2 separate regions of the Homo sapiens genome follow, and region 1 is linked to region 2. The links are chromatin loops, found by intact Hi-C in ENCODE. Cell type or tissue: CD4-positive, alpha-beta T cell. All regions are shown on one strand.

Region 1 (8,000 bases), 550 kb after region 2:
GGATATATTAAGTTGAAATGAATGAAATGGTTGTCTCTGTAGGTTGCATCAATTGAACGTTGAAAATTTCATATGCCTGTATTATTAGTTACTGATTGTGTGTTTGAAATTTCAGTATTTTATATAATTTCTTTGCACATATTTTAATCAATTGATATTTATTTTCATTTTATTATAATTTTGGTCTCAGTTTTAGGTTACTTTTTTTGAATAACTGTTTGTATTTATTTATTTATTTCTATTATAAAATCCAAATCTATTTGTAGGTCATTCAGATTATACAGAAAAGCATAAAACTATAATCCATCCCTAGAGATAACTACTGTTTAACTGTCACTATGCTCATAGGTCTATAGTTCTTCCCAAGAAAATAGATTCTTCAAATTTTGTAGTGACAATGAAGAAAAATGCAATTAATTTGGTGGAAATTTGTTTTACAGTCAAATTTCTGGTCAAGCACCTTAAAACTAGCTATGTGATCTTGAAAAAAACCACTGAATATGTCTAAGCCTATTTTCTCATTTGCAAAATGGGAATGGTAATACATAACCTATCTCATATGCAGTTGTAAAGATTAAATCTATAATGTGAGGAATAAAGAGCGTTAAATATTCATTGAAAGTAATGGCAAAATGCCAATTACTTTTGTACCAACCTAATATAGATATAGGGATATTTGAAAATTGAGATTTGTATTTTTATGACACTATTAAAAATGGTAAACTTTGTGGGCAATATAGATTAAACCAGTCAGGATGTGGGATGATCTTAAATTTTAAATTAAAAATATATTTATTATATTCTTTTATTAGCACAGACAAGAATCTAGGAAAAAACTTGGTACTCACTCCAGGTGAGAGTGGCTCAATACTTTTTAAAAATTAAAATAATAATTACACTGTCATGGTATAATTACCTTTTTGCATGTTAGGCCCCTGTACAAAGTCAGACAATTTGAAAGTATGCTTCCAACCTTGTACTCTGGTCACTGTCCTTATGTTGTCTAGGGGAATGAAAGAGTTGCCTATGACCAAAACTTTCTCCCAGTGACAAGAGTTTAAATTATGAATTTCTAGGCTCATGCTTAGCAAGGCTACCTTCCTATTTTGCTCAAGGTTGTTAGCTCTTGGAGTATGTATATGTGTGTGTGCACTCTTCCATTAATGCAGGCATTTCTGGGTCTGGAGGCCTGGGGAAAGGGTCTTTGACTCTACCTGTGCACTCCTTAACAAATGCTCTCTGTTCCAGGACACGGTAGCCAACCTGAGCAGAGGTCCAGAACCTCCCTTTTTCAAACAATTAATAGTTCCATTAATTCCTAGTATTGTGGATAGAGCACCAAAAGGCAGAACTTTCGGGGATGTCCTGCAGCCAGCAAAACCTGAATACAGAGTGGTAAGACTCATGAGCAGACCTTGGAATCCTTTAGAGGGATGTTTTGGGGGATGTCACTTTGTGTCACCATTTGCCTCTAATCATGCTGTAGACCAACTGTTAGCAATGATAATTTTGACAATTGTTCTTATCTCTGCAAAAGTAATGAGAATGGGGAAATATTTATTTTTTGTAAGTAATTGTGTCAAATTGAAATTCTAAAATCCAAATTATTCCTTTTCTTAAGTGAATGATCATGGAACTATTCACTGGCACTGAGAGTTGTCTCTTAAGTCAAGGATAGGAAAAACATACAGAAATGAAGCAGAATTTGTACCATTACTATTTTATATCAATCTTGTGTCCTGAAAGCTTGCTGAATCAGTTATTAGTTTCAACAGTTTTTCTGGGGGGAGGAGGGATGAGTAAGAGGGGAGTCTGGATTCCTTAGGAATTTCTACATATAGTATCATGTCATCTGTGAATAAAAATAAGCTTATTTATTCCTTTCTATATTTCTTTTCTAAATGCACCTAATTATTTATCCTTATCGGACTGGCTAGAACCTTCAATAGAATGTTCTGCTTTTTAAAAAATTTTATTTAATTTTCTACTTGATAAATAAAAATTATATATATTTACTGTGTACAAGATGATGTTTTGAAATATGTATACATGGGGAATGGCTCAATTGAGCTAATTAACATATACATTATGTCACATATTATTTTTTGTTGTGAGAAAATTTGAGACTTTCTTAACAATTTTTAAAACACAATATGTTGTTTTTAACTGAAGCCATCAAGTTGTACAGTAGCCCTCTTGAACTTATTCCCTCTGTCTAAATGAAATTTTATATTCTTTGATCAATACCTCCCCAACCCCCTAACCTCCTAGCCCCTGGTAACTAACCTTCTGCCAACATTCTACTCTCTACTTCTATGAGTTTAACTCTTGAAGGTTCTATATATAAGTGAGATCATGTGGTATTTATCTTTCTGTACCTGGCTTATTTTACTGAATCTAATGTTCTCCAGGTTTATCCATGTTGTATCAAATGTAAGGATCTCATTCTTATTTATGACTGAATAGTATTCCATTGTGTATATGTACTACATTTTCTTTATCCATTCATCCATTGATGAACACTTAGGTTGTTTCATATCTTGGCTATTGTGAACAGTGCTGCAATAAACATGGGAGTTCACATATCTCTTCAACAAACTGATTTCATTTCCTTTCTCTATATACCCAGAAATGGTATTGTGTATATATTTTACAGTAGTTCTATTTTTAATTTTTTGAGAAACCTCTTGCTGCTTTTCATAATGGCTGCACTAATTCACATTGTCATGAACAGTGTGCAAGAGTTACCTTTTTCTACATTCTTATCAACACTTGTCTTTTGTCTTTTTAAATATTATACATTCTAACAGGTATTAGGTGATATCTTGTTGTAGTTTTAATTTGCATTTCTTCGATGATCACTGATATTGAACATTTAAAAAAATACCCTGTTGAGCATTTGTATGTCTTCTTTAGAGAAATGTTTATTCAGGTCCTTTTCTTATTTTCAAGTTGGGTCATTTGTTTTCTTGCTATAGAGTTGTTTGAGTACCTTATATCTTTTGGATATTAACTCTTTATTGGATGCATAGTTTGCAAGTGTTTTCTCCCATTCTTTAGGTTGTCTCCTCACTTTGTTAATTGTTTTTTTGGTTGTGCAGAAACTGTTTAGTTTGATGTAATATGTGTCTGTTTTTGCTTTTGTTGCTTTTGCATTAGGGGTCATATTAAAAAAAAAAAAACATCGCCTACACCAACATCATGGAGCTTTTCCTCTAGGTTTTCTTTCAGTTGTTTTATAGTTTCAGGTTTTATATTTAAATCTTTAATCAATTTTGAGTTAATTTTTATATTTCCTTCTTCTGCATGTGGATATCCAGTTTTCCCAGCAGCATTTATTGAAGAGACTGTCACTTCCCCATTGTGCGTTCTTGGCACCTTTGTCAAAAATCAATTTATCATAAATGTGCGGGCTTATTTCTGGGCTCCATTGGTCTATGTGTACCAATGGTGTGTTGATTACTTTAGGCCAGTACCATGCTGTGTTGATTACTATAGCTTTGTAGTATATTTTGAAGTCAGGTTGTGTGGTACCTTCATCTTTGTTTTTTTTGCTGAAGATCCAATCCAATGTCAAATAGAAGTTGTGAGACTGGACACTCTTGTCTTGTTTCCAATCGTAGTAGAAAAGTATTCAGTTTTTCACCATTTAGTATGATGTTTTCTTTAGGATTTTTTGTAGATTCTCTTTTTCATGTTTTATGCCTAGCTTATTGCAAGTTTTTGTCAGAAATCAGTGTTGGAGTTTTGCAATTTTTTTTCTACTGAGGTGACAATGTGGTTTTGTCTTTTGTTATTTTAATAAGGTATTTACATTCATTGGTTTTCAGATGTTAAATAAATGCCGTATCATTTAGTCATGGTGTATAATCCTTTTTAGATGTTGCTGAATTTGATTTGCTGATATATTGTAGAGTTTTCTACTCATGTCCATGAGGGATATTTTTAGTTTTCTTTTTATGTGTTGTCTTTGCCTTTGGTATTGGGGCAATAGTGCTTTCAAAGAATGAGTTGGGAAATGTTTTCTCTTGTACTTTCTGAAAAAGTATCCAAAAGATTGGCATTATTTACTCTTTAAATATTTGATTGGATTGACCAGCAAGGCCATATGGACCTGGCTTTTCTTTATGGCAAAATTTTTATTACTAATTCAATTTCTTTACTTGTTATATGACCATTCATATGTCCTATTTTTTTCCTTGCATCAATTTTGTGTCTTTCTAGGAATTTATCTTTATAGGAATTGGTATCATTCTAGGAATTTTCTCATTTCATATAAGTTGTTTAATTTGTTGGTGTAATATAAAAGTTGTTGTTGCTCATGATAATCCCCTGTAATCCTTTTAATTTCTGAAGAGTTGACAATGATATCCCCTCTTTCTTTCTAATTTTGGTAATTTGTGTCCTCAAAGAACTAGCATTTAGTTTTATTGCTTTTACCTATTGCATTACCTATTACTAAATTTTTTAGGCAGGACCAGAGCAGATTTTCATCTTGAGCAAATCCCTTCCTCACTTCCCCCAGCACCCCTCATCCCCTCACACACTAATGTAAAATTCTTTTGAATTATGAGGTTTTCCAGTCTGGCCTGGTGGGAACAGAATCTTGTCACAACTCTCTATGAGCCTGGGGACTGTTCTCTGTAATTCTGTTAGCCCATTCTTTTCTTGGCTTCCAGTAGTTCCCTTATATGCATGCAAACTTGAGGGGAGCTTTCTGCAAATCTCCAGATTTCTGTCTCTGTGCAGCTATCCTCTCTATGATGCTCTGTGCTATAAACTCAAGACTGTTTGGCTTTTGTGGACACCCAGCTCCATATCCTCAACTTAGACTGCCAGACTTGGCCTGAATTCTCCTCCTTCTGCCGTGGCCCGTAAACTCTGATGACATTGAGCTGGTGGATTACAGGGTTCTTGTTTGTCTGCTGCCACTCAAATATCACTGTCTTTCTTTGTCACTTGAAAATCCATTGTTTAATATATATTTTTTCCAGTTTTTTAGTCGTTTCAGGGGGGAGGATAAATACACATCCTGCCACTCCATCTCTTATAAAAATAAAAGCTTAAGTATAAATGTAAGCATAAATATGAGTCATCTGTGGAAAGTTTTGACTGTTCTAATTTGATTCAAATATTCCCTGTATTTGTGTTGGGAGGGAGGTGTGAGGAATTATCAAGGCCTGAAGAAGCCATTTTAATATGCTGTCACTAATATAAACTACAGCTCTAGATCTTCACTTGTATCTGAGTCTACCAAAAGCAAACTCATTGGCCAAACATTCCTATGTCTATTGTTGCAAGGGTTAATATTCTTAGAAGATAACTTACTTGATTAAATAGAACAAAATCTATAAAGGCACCCTAAATTATAGAATTTATAATAAATAATGTCCAAAATATGAGTATAGCAAAAAAACCGTTTATTAGAAATCATTAAATGAATTTTTACTTTCAGGGGGAAGTTGCTGAAGTTATATTTGTAGGTGCTAACCCGAAGAATTCAGTACAAAACCAGGTAGGTATCAATGATTTTCTTTTACAAATGTAAATCCACTTTTTAGCCATTCATTCATTTAAATATCCCTCTAGAGGTTAATAACATAAAGACAAAATGTTCCAACTTGTTTTCCATCTTATTTTGTAGGTACGGGAAAATATTCAATAGGTAGTTAATGTGGATTGAGTCTGGGTAAAAGCACACAGGAAACATATAATTGGCTCCACTTAGGACCAAGTATAGCATAATGCATGTATGACTGCATTGTCTGTCAAGAAGATGTTAAGTTGAATACAATCCCATATATATAATTATGCACCACATACAATGATGTTTCAGTCAAAGATGAACTGCATTTATGACATTGGTCCCGTGAGATTATAATACTCTACTTTTACTGTACCTTTTCTACGTTTAGGTATGTTTAGATACACAAATACTTACCATTGTGTTACAATTGCCTACAACATTCAATACAGTAACGGGCTGTACAAATTTGTAGCCTAGGAGCCACGGGCTATACCATATAGCCTAGGTAGGAGGTTACACCATCTAAGTTTGTGTAAGTCTAAGTCTGTGATGCTCATACAATGATGAATTTGCCTAACAATGCACTTCTCAGGATGTATCCGATATATGACTGTATTCAAATATATAGAACTCTACCAAATGTTGTGAAATAGTCAAAGGGCCAACTGAAGGATGTGTGTCTTTGGCTTCTTCTTCTCTTTTTGGCTCTCTCCTCCTCCTCTACACTACTATCTCTGGTCCTACCTGTACTGTTGTGGAACGGTCACAGATCCCCAGGTGTATACTCTCCTGGCTTGGAGTCCTGGTGCATGTGCTTTACTTTATCTTGCATTGGCCATTTCCCTATTATTTACTACTGGTGCTAATAGAGCATTTATTTATTAAACCTAAAAAATGACATTCAAAATACATGCCCAATGTTAAAACAATATAGAAGTGTAGAAAATAGAATATATAAGTGCTCTTCTACCCACAAACCTGCTTTCCAGAGGTAATAGCTGTTAAGAGTTTTTTAATAAAGCATTTTAGACTTTTTTGTTTTTATCATATGTATGATAAACTATATACATATGTAATATATCTATTAATAAAATTAATGTATACTTGTATAACTTCCTTAAAATATACTTATAACTACACAAGCAGTAACTGGACACATTCTAGTTGTAAAACCTCAAATAATAAAGGAATTTATAGTGGAAAAAGAGTGGGCATATGACTGTGATTTCGAGGTCATGGTTTTCACTGTGGCTGAGGATGCATTCCTTATATCAATTAGCTGTTCTTCCCAGGGCCTATAGTCACTTATAATCCAAAAATACCTTCCTTCCAAAAGAACCTTCCCATTCCTGTTTTTAAAATGTCATTATTGCCAAGATAACAATTGTGGCAATATGACATTCTCAAATATGACATTGGAGGAAAGTCTTCTACTTCTTAGGTAGTCAATATGCACCTGTTTGAAGTAATTTCTTTAGTAAGTGAATCTGTGCCACAATAGTTACGTGTTCATAACATTATTTTCTGAAGATATCAAAGTGTTATATCAAAACTGCATGTTTAGCTGTCACCTGATATCCCTAGGGTAGAGAAATTCTATCATCATTATTGCCATGGAGAAGCAGGAGAACAAAACCTTTAAACTACTATAGTGGTAATAGAATTAATTTCAAAGAATGCTCTGGGACTTGGTATAAAACAATTTCTATCACCCTTCTTCATTAGTAGTTATCATCACTATTTATGGAATGCTTACTATTTTGCAGGTAGTATTTGCAAGTATTCCTATTAAAGTGCTTTATATGCATTATCACATGATTAATTCCATCCTTACGACTACCCAATGAGTTAAGTTTTATTACCCTTACTTTCCAGATGAATAAACTGAGGCCTAGAGAGATAAAGTAACTTATATTATGCATAATTAATGTATGCAGTACCTAATTATGCATCTGGAAGAGATTACGGTAGAGCAGTTGGGAAAAGATTGTCATATGTTTTATCCCTGGTATTCAGAGGCCTAGACTTGTTCTTCAGTCTCTACTCTAGACATATTCAAAAAGCCCACCATATCTTCTCCATCTAAGGCCTTCCCAATGTCATTTGCCATAAATAGACAGAAATAACTCTCTTTACAAGTTCCTATGGTTATGAAAACTTCCTTATTGAATGTAATTCATCAGTTGAATACTTAAAGGAGAATTTTAAACAATTACATGGCCCACATGTAAATAGGTGATACATTTAGCAAGGGGTTATTTGAGCACCAGTAAATGACAGATGTAAAGAACTGTGATAAATATAAGTGAATTAGACATGTACCTTTTAGGGTCACAATCTCAAGGATTTAAAAGGATACTAGAAATGTATAGCCTTTGTCTTTATTAACTTGTCATATCATTCAAATCTGTGCTTTGTTTGAAGCTGAATTCTTGGTCTGAAACAAATTCTTCTATTATAATAATCTTCCAAT
Region 2 (8,000 bases):
TTTATTCCAAGGCACCACTATTTTTACATCAAATCTAAGCTTCCATTGATTTAACAACTCATATTATCTTTTGAACCACCAAGAAAGTAAAAGCATGCTACTAATTATAATAATAAGCTTCCTCTGATTGGAAAATGCATCCCAATTTCCAAGATATTATAATGTGGAAAATGGGCATCTTAGAATGCTGACCTACTCAACTTTTGGAGTGAGTGGGGAGAATCTGGCAAGGATTAGAAAACACAGGTTCAACTCCCAGGTGTAGTAAGCTTCATCACTTATCTTCAAGCCTATGTGCTCCTCTGAAAACTGGGGAGAAATGATATCTCCCTAATTTCACATGATGGTTGTAAAAATAGTGAGAAAATACATATGAAAGAAGCTGCCAGCATGAAAGGATGTTAACTAGATCCAAAATTGGGAAAGAAATTTTATTTATTTTGTTAGAGATACCACAAAACTATAAATTTTGTAAAATATAAAGGTTGTCAAACTGAACACTCGAAGCTAAGGTTCTCTTTCACTTCCCTCTTACCCAGACACAGACACATACAGACATACACACACACACACACGCACGCACGCACGCACAAACAATATTTGATTACCGTAGCAATAGCCTTAGCAAGGTTTCTGAAGAGCTGAATGTAAGCAGATAATGCGTGCGGTCCATAAATTGTCGATGCTGCCTCATATCGCTGAGCCTGCAGGAAAGGCAGGGAGAGTTGTATATGGTTCTGCATATTTAAATCCATTTACAGAGGTGTAGCATTTTAGGTAAGTGTGATGCTTGACATCTCACATTATTCAAAACTGGCACAATCTTCAAGATTATGTATGACAAAAGAGGATGGGCATTTCCATTTACTGGCCAAGGTAAGTGACTCCTATGGACTACCTGTTAAAAGCAGTGGGTTCTCTCTGCTTATGCCATTTAGACTGTCACTCTATTTACTATGAAAGACGGTGCTAGCTCCTAAGCTTTAGTCTATTATAAGTACTTGTAATATAAGTGCTTTCCCCCAGGGCATATATCAGAAGAAAAATAAAACAAAATAAAGAGTCCTAGTAACTTCTGGATAAATAGTTAGAAGGTGCTAACTGGAGAAAGACATTTAATCCATCACAAAGCCATGAAATTGAGCCAAATGCATCTTTTAGCTGACCTCCAGGCCTTTGGTTCTTCTACAGGAACTTCAAAGTTATCAAATCTAAAACCAACCTCACCACTTCAGACATACCAGCTTCCTCCACAACATTCTCATCTCAGCGAATGTCATCTTTCCAGTCTCCCATGTGAGGATCAGCCGGCAGTTACCTTAGACTCCTCTCTCCCTCATCCTGTATCCTATCAGTCTCCACATCTGGTAATTCTGTCTCCTTCAAATCTCCTGAGATCTTTCATTTTCCTGTCTTACTTTCTCCTAAGGTACAAATAGATTTCACCTTAGTTCAAACCCTCATTTCTCACCCAGATCTCTTTTTTTTTATATTTGTATTAAGTTCAGAGGTACATGTGCAGGTTTGTTATATAGGTAAATCACATGTCATGAGGGTTGGTTATACAGATTATTTCATCATCCAGGTAATAAGCACAGTACCTGATAAGTAGTTTTTTGATCCTCTCCCTCCTCCCAGCCTTCACCCTCAAGTGTGCATGTCCATGTCTTGCCCAGATCTTAATTACACTATGGCTTCTTAATCAGTCCTCTGCCTATACACAAGCCCTTCCAATTCATTTTCTACACTGCCATCTATTGACCTTTCTAAATCACAAAATTTTATCAAAGCATTCTCTTGCTTAGAATCCTACTGCAGTTCCCCCAAAGCCTTCCTTACTGAGTGAAGGCTCAGTAGCATAGCATGCAAGACTATCCATCAGCTAACCTGTGTCTCCCACTCTGGCTACCATCTCCTTACCATCACCCTCCGCATACTTACTCCATGCTACTCAACTAATTGTGGTCCATCAATGTGCCTGCCCTCTGGACCTTTGCATATATCGTTTCTTCTATATAGGATACATTCTTACTTTTTATTTGCTTAACTCTCACTTGTTGTCAAGAACTCATACAGATGTTACATCTTCCTGAACAGTCCCAGTACTCAAATACCCAGTCTGGGCTGGTGCTCTTTCTCTTTATTTTTATAACACCTTGTGCATGCCTTTCATGAAAATGTAATCATCTGTTCTCTTTTCTGTCTTCCTACTAGACCCCCGGCTTCCAGTGATCTTGAGGGAAGGGACAGATTCTTTTCATCATTATGCCCCAGAAAGTGGCTAGCACAGTATCTGTCACAATACATCTGTTGAATGAATGAAGTAATTAATAGCAATACTTGCCGGAGTATATCCCTGTGATATGGACAGGAGACAGGAAAATACTGGGTAGAAGAGAGTGGTTCCCTGGCAAAGGCCCCACCCTTAAGCCTGGAAACCTGTGGCCCTAAACAAATGTTCTTAAAGAAACTGAAAAAATGAATTTTTAATTAATTTCATTCTAACTCTAAACAGTCACATGTCGCTACCATACTGGACAGCTCAGACCTAGGTATCAACTGGACTAATGAAGTGGTTTCCTAACTTAAACTTAAATTGTAATAAAAAATTTAAAACGTTTTTATGAACTTCCAATAGGATCGCAGTATTACTTTTAGTACCTGTCACCTCTGTAAAACTCCTGAATTATAACTCATCTACACACATTTGAAAAACAGCAGTATCTGTATGTGTGAGATATGACTGGTTCTAAATGATGCCTGGAGACCCCATGGACTTACAGAGACCCTTCCAGTGATTTCTGAGGTACCTGGGAATCTGTGGCCAATAAATTGGTAATCACTGAATTAGTGAGTTTTTTAAGAATATCAGGCTGCATAAAATCTGACAGCTTGATTGAAAAAAAGCGGGAAAGGGTGCCATTTCATTCAATTAAGGTCCTGTATTAATTCCGTTTAATAAATGTTTGGTCTATCTATGATGTGCTAGCCACTGTGCCAGTGAATGGATATAGCTATGATCTGACTTGCAGAGGAAATCCAAACTAGTACCTTCCGTGCAATAAGGGATACACTGCAAGGCTGCACAGGGTGCTACTGGAGCACAGAAGTGAGTCAGAGGCTTCCCACAGACACACAACACGAGCGGAAACAGAAAGTCTTTATATATCACCATAACGTCAAGGAACACCGGCTGGGAGTTAGGAGAGCTGGGCACTAGGAACGCTTTGAAACTGAATAGCTGTGGGATTTCCGAGGTTATGTTGCTTCTCTACTATATTTTAGTTCCGAAGCTGTACTAATGTTTCTCTTTCTTTTGCTCTTGGTGGGAAAAGCACAATTTGGGGTCAACAGATTCGGCTCAGGTCCGAGTCGCCTGCTGGGACCACGTCGCCAGGAAACGACGTCTCCCGGACACCTTCCCTCCCCGTCAGGCTCTCTGCAGGGATTCACCCCGTTCCCTCTCCCAACGACTCCCGGGCACGCCTCCGTTAAAGGTGAAATATGCTGCTCCTGGGGAGCAAAGATAACCCGGAGGACCAGGGAAGGACCTTCCCACGCGCACGACTCGCGATCTTCCCAGTGCCCCAGAGCCAGGGACCCCACTGCCGCCTACCCCAGCCGCAGCACCGAACCTGTTCACAATTGCGACTCCTCAGGTCCGCTTCCACACCGCCGGAAACGGAAATTCACCGTCGCGCCGACTCGCGGGGAGGGAAACAAAAAGGCAGAAAAAAGAGACCGGCGCCTGGACGACTTCCAGGGGAGAGCTGGAAGACTAGTCAACAGCTGTGTGCGGGCGCCGGCGCCGTCTGCGCAGTGCGTTCCACCGGGTCCGCATCCCTCCCGATTCCGCCCCACCCTGCCCTCGGAATCCGCTGCCTCAACTCCCGCGGTGGGACTCCGGAGCAGCGTACACCGCCCTCGCCTTAGTCCTCCGCGAAGGCCAGGGCAGCTGTGCGGCCTGCCGCGGATTAGTTGGTGCGGTGCAAAAGCCAGAAGGAGACACATTTGGTCCTGGCCACCCCGGAGTCACCGTGCCCGGGACAAATGGACTATGGCTCGACTGGGAGTCGACTTCCTTCTCTTTAAAGATGACAGATGAGGGAGATCTCAGGTTCTGGGGGTGCCCTAAAGCCCTCTTTTGGCAGGAAGCGGTGGCTCATGCCTGTAATCCCAGCCCTTTGGGAGGCTGAGGCGGGAGGATCGCTTGAGCCCAGGAGTTCAAGACCAGCCTGGGCAACTTAGGGAGATACCCCCGCCCACCGTCTCGCAGGAAAAAAAAGAAAGGAAGAAAATTAGCCAGGCACGGTGGCTCACGCCTGTAATCCCAGTATTTTGGGAGTCCAAGGCAGGAGGATTGCTTGAGCCCAGCAGTTCAAGACCAGCCTGGGCAACACAGGGAGGCTACCTCTCTCTCAATCAATCAATCAATCAATCAATGCCAGCGTCGTGGCGGGCGCCTGTGGTCCCTGTGGTCCCAGCTACTCTGGAGGCTGAGGCGGAACGATCGCTTGAGCCTTGGAGGCGGAGGTTGCAGTGAGCTGAGATCGAGCCACTGCACTCCAGCCTGGGCGACAGAGCAAGACACTGTCTCAAAGAAAAATAAATAAATAAAATAAGGCCCTCTTTTTCCAGGACCAACAGACTCTGATGGCAGGGACAAACTGACCCAGCCTAAACTGCCTCGCCTTCCCTGCTCCCGGGAAAGGGGCTTTCCCTGAGGGAAGGTAGCATCTTGCCATTTTCTTCCTGCACAGCTTTGCCTTCCCAGGGATCGGCCCATTGCCACCTGAGGAAATGCCTTGGAGTCCATCTAACCCACAGCCCAGGTACTTGGGACGCCTACAGAGCCTACATTGTCAGAGGATGCATCTTCTTCTAGTCTTGGAGGGGTTCCTTTCAATAAGATCCCACCAGTGCACTCAAGGCTCAATTCTACACCAAAAAACTAGGCCCACTCCTGTCACCGAGACCCCCAGGCTTCAGGTCCTGTCACAGTGACCTTGTTTTCGCCCCCAGCAGCCCCCAGGTATTCACTCTGCATAGGCTATATACTGGGTGCTAAACAAGAGAGGCTACCCACGTGGTGCATGCTTCCCTTATCTGTGAAGAGCTTAGGATGTTGTAACTTCTTCACACTATGCCTCTTACTTCATGGAGATGTCAGTATCCGGGTAGATAATCCTTCCAACATCCTTTTGATCTCATGAAGCCCACTCCTGTCCTCTGCCCTACCTCAGCTTCCCCCTCCCTCCATGATCAGACCTTAGACCTTGTCAGGTCCAAGGACTGCAAACCCCACAGTAGCCCACTCTGACCACCACCTCCTAGCTATCCAGGTTACTCCCTATACTGCCCTGAAACAAAATTCTTGCAACCTTACCAGTACCTCCAATCCAGATCTTACTACCTTTTCACTGTTTCTTCCTTCCTTTATGACTTTTCCCTCTCTAGTGAGCGAGCTTAAACTCCATGGCCAACCATTCTCATTGGTCCCTTGCACACCTCCTCAACTCACCCACCTCCCTGTCACCTCCTATCTGCTTAGTAAGATGGGAGCCCTGGATAAACTCAGCTCTCCATCTATTCCATGCCACAACGATGCAACTAAACATGGCTGGAAGAAAACAGGACCATGCCAGCAGTCCTCACTTTAATCATTCTTTTTCCGGTCTATTCAATCTCCCATTGTTCCAAATGAGTATTTCGCACTTCTTCCTCTCTGTTCAGTCCTTCCTACTGCCTCCCCCTTCCTTGCCTCCTGAAAAAAGAAGGGAAAAAAGACCTTTTGAAAAAAGAAGGGATAGGTGTCCACAACTCAGTGTGAAGTGTTTAAAAAAGAGCCACACAAGCACGAAGAAAGCCAGAAGTGAGTAACCTGCAGAAAAGTAGGTAAAGGTTCTGATCTGGATCCAGATGAGAAATGGAATAGCAAGTTAAAATCAGGAAATATTTTGAAGAAGATAAATGTTCCTGGATATCTTTGAATACTTGGTAAATTATTAAGTTCTTATATATAATAAAGCAAGATTGTAGGTTTGTCTTTTTATTCAGGTATTTGAGGAAAATGTGTCTCCAAGGACTATTGAAATCTGAGACATATGTTGTGGGTACATTAAGGAGAAAGTATAGTAGTGTTTAAGAATTTAAAAATATATTTAGGTCTCATCTTGTAAGTCAGCCCTTCTCCTTACATTAACTATATGACTCCTTCATAGTGGATTATTATTCCATCCAAAATTTCCTATTTCAAAAGCCACATTTGGTTCATGCAGATATGAAAAGATGCCATAGTAGGAGAAAAAAGTTTGGAGATGATTAAGATGCAAACAGGAGTATTTAGTAATACTTTAGTAAGCTTATACGAATATGATAAAATACAGTTTTAATTTGGCTTCTAAGTATACTTTATTCTAGACATTATAAATCACCATCACTTGAGAGAAAAAAAGAGAGCCAGAGATGAATATATACTTTCCAACATAATGTAAAGGCATAGTAGCATCCTCAACATGACGTATGCTGTGCTCCTAAATATTAAGGATAAGATGCTAAAATTTGTCTTTATCCCCATGTTTTGGGTTCTAAAATATTAGATGTAGAAAAAAAGTAAAAAGAAACCACTCTAAGACAAGGAATTTTATTTTCGTAAAACATCCATATCCACATAATTTGTAGGCAGTTTCCTAAATGGCTTTCAGTGATCCCCTTTTCTTAATATTCATATCCTGTCCTTTCAGCTTGATAGTTGGCTTGAGATTAATCACACTTGAGCTTAATCACTTCCAAGTCTAGATGACAAAAGCCTTTGACTTTTTTCTTGCACATTCTTTTTTGCCTTCTTATTTATTAGCCCTGTTGAAGCTGCTTCCATGTTGTGAGATGCTTTATGGGTAACATCCATGTGGTAAAACAGTGAAGTAGGCCTCTTGCCAACCACCAATTAAGAATAACCATGGAGGAACTGAGTCCCACCAACAGCTACTTGAGTCACTATGAAAGTGGACTCATCACTGATTGAACCTTGGAATAACGATAGCCCAATTGACACCTTGATTTTAGCCTTGTGAGATATTCAGGCAAAGAGAATGCAGCTAAGCATTATCTGAATTTCTGACTCATGGAAACTGTGAGATAATAAATGTTTGCTGCTTTATCCACTAAGATTTTGGATAATTTGTTAAACAAACACATAACTAATACACATACATACACAACTTGCAAGATAAAATATAACTTTAGAGGAAAAAAGAAGAAATCAAGCAAGAACTAGATGCAGTTAACATAAACTAAGCTCAACATATTTCATTACAGCATGTGGAAATTGTAAAGTATCTTTTTCTCATATATGTTAAGTACTCAGTAAAAAATTACAGTATTGCTGAAATCTGTATACTGAAGTTGAAAAAGACAAAACTTAGAGGATATATGGGACGTAGTGAAAACATAATTGAAAGATTCAAAATCAAAATTTGTATACCAATTTGTATTTTAAGAAAAATGTAAAGAGTTACAAAAAGTATGTCCCCTTCTCTGACAGTAATTATTACCCTATTTGCTATAATATAATAAATAAGGTTTTGAGTAGCAAATTTGTGGCAGATTTAAGCAACAATCCAGGTAAACAGACACCTTTCTTTCAATAAGGGAGCAGCAAATGACAATTACATTATTCAGCAAAAACATTTTATCTTTGTTTACAGACTTTGTGTGTGTGTGTGACTGTTTCTCACAAATTGCAAAGGTCCCCAATCTTAACAAAGAATTTATTTGACCATTAACTGTATTTCATGGGTAACCTTTATTTTATAACATGAAATTATATATTGAATTTGGATTTTTACATTTTGTTAATTACTAATTCACAAGAAGGGGAAAAATAAAAAATCTTCAAAAAGCAGTTATAGCTCAATGATTTAAATCAATTCACCAGGCTATGGTTGTGGCAGATAATAAAACATTAAATTCTTCTCCCAAAGCTAAGTTGATTACTCTGA

What was found. A loop is a pair of places that touch in the nucleus more often than their neighbours do. Peaks named below come from ENCODE experiments on the same cell type or tissue, not always from the same donor. Only the 100,000 strongest peaks of a DNase experiment are listed, where the experiment ranks them.
Region 1: it touches region 2 in a loop (11-fold over the local background); 1 of 110 quality-filtered maps calls a loop at or near these places.

What each region holds. Positions count from the first base shown.
Region 1 is chr10:50,190,168-50,198,167 of GRCh38, reverse strand. It overlaps ASAH2 (N-acylsphingosine amidohydrolase 2), which reads left to right. Exons shown (of 21, transcript NM_019893.4): 18 at 1,249-1,395; 19 at 5,456-5,515. Among named protein-coding and RNA genes, the nearest start is that of ASAH2, 57 kb to the left of the region's middle. In CD4-positive, alpha-beta T cell, no CTCF peak of the experiment used is centred here; no DNase peak of the experiment used is centred here.
Region 2 is chr10:50,735,619-50,743,618 of GRCh38, reverse strand. It overlaps ASAH2B (N-acylsphingosine amidohydrolase 2B), which reads right to left and starts at 3,683. Exons shown (of 6, transcript NM_001321958.2): 1 at 3,636-3,683; 2 at 609-704. In CD4-positive, alpha-beta T cell, a CTCF peak has its summit at 1,923; DNase peaks (open chromatin) are centred at 3,108 and 3,708; H3K4me3 peaks cover 1,547 bases; H3K27ac peaks cover 984 bases.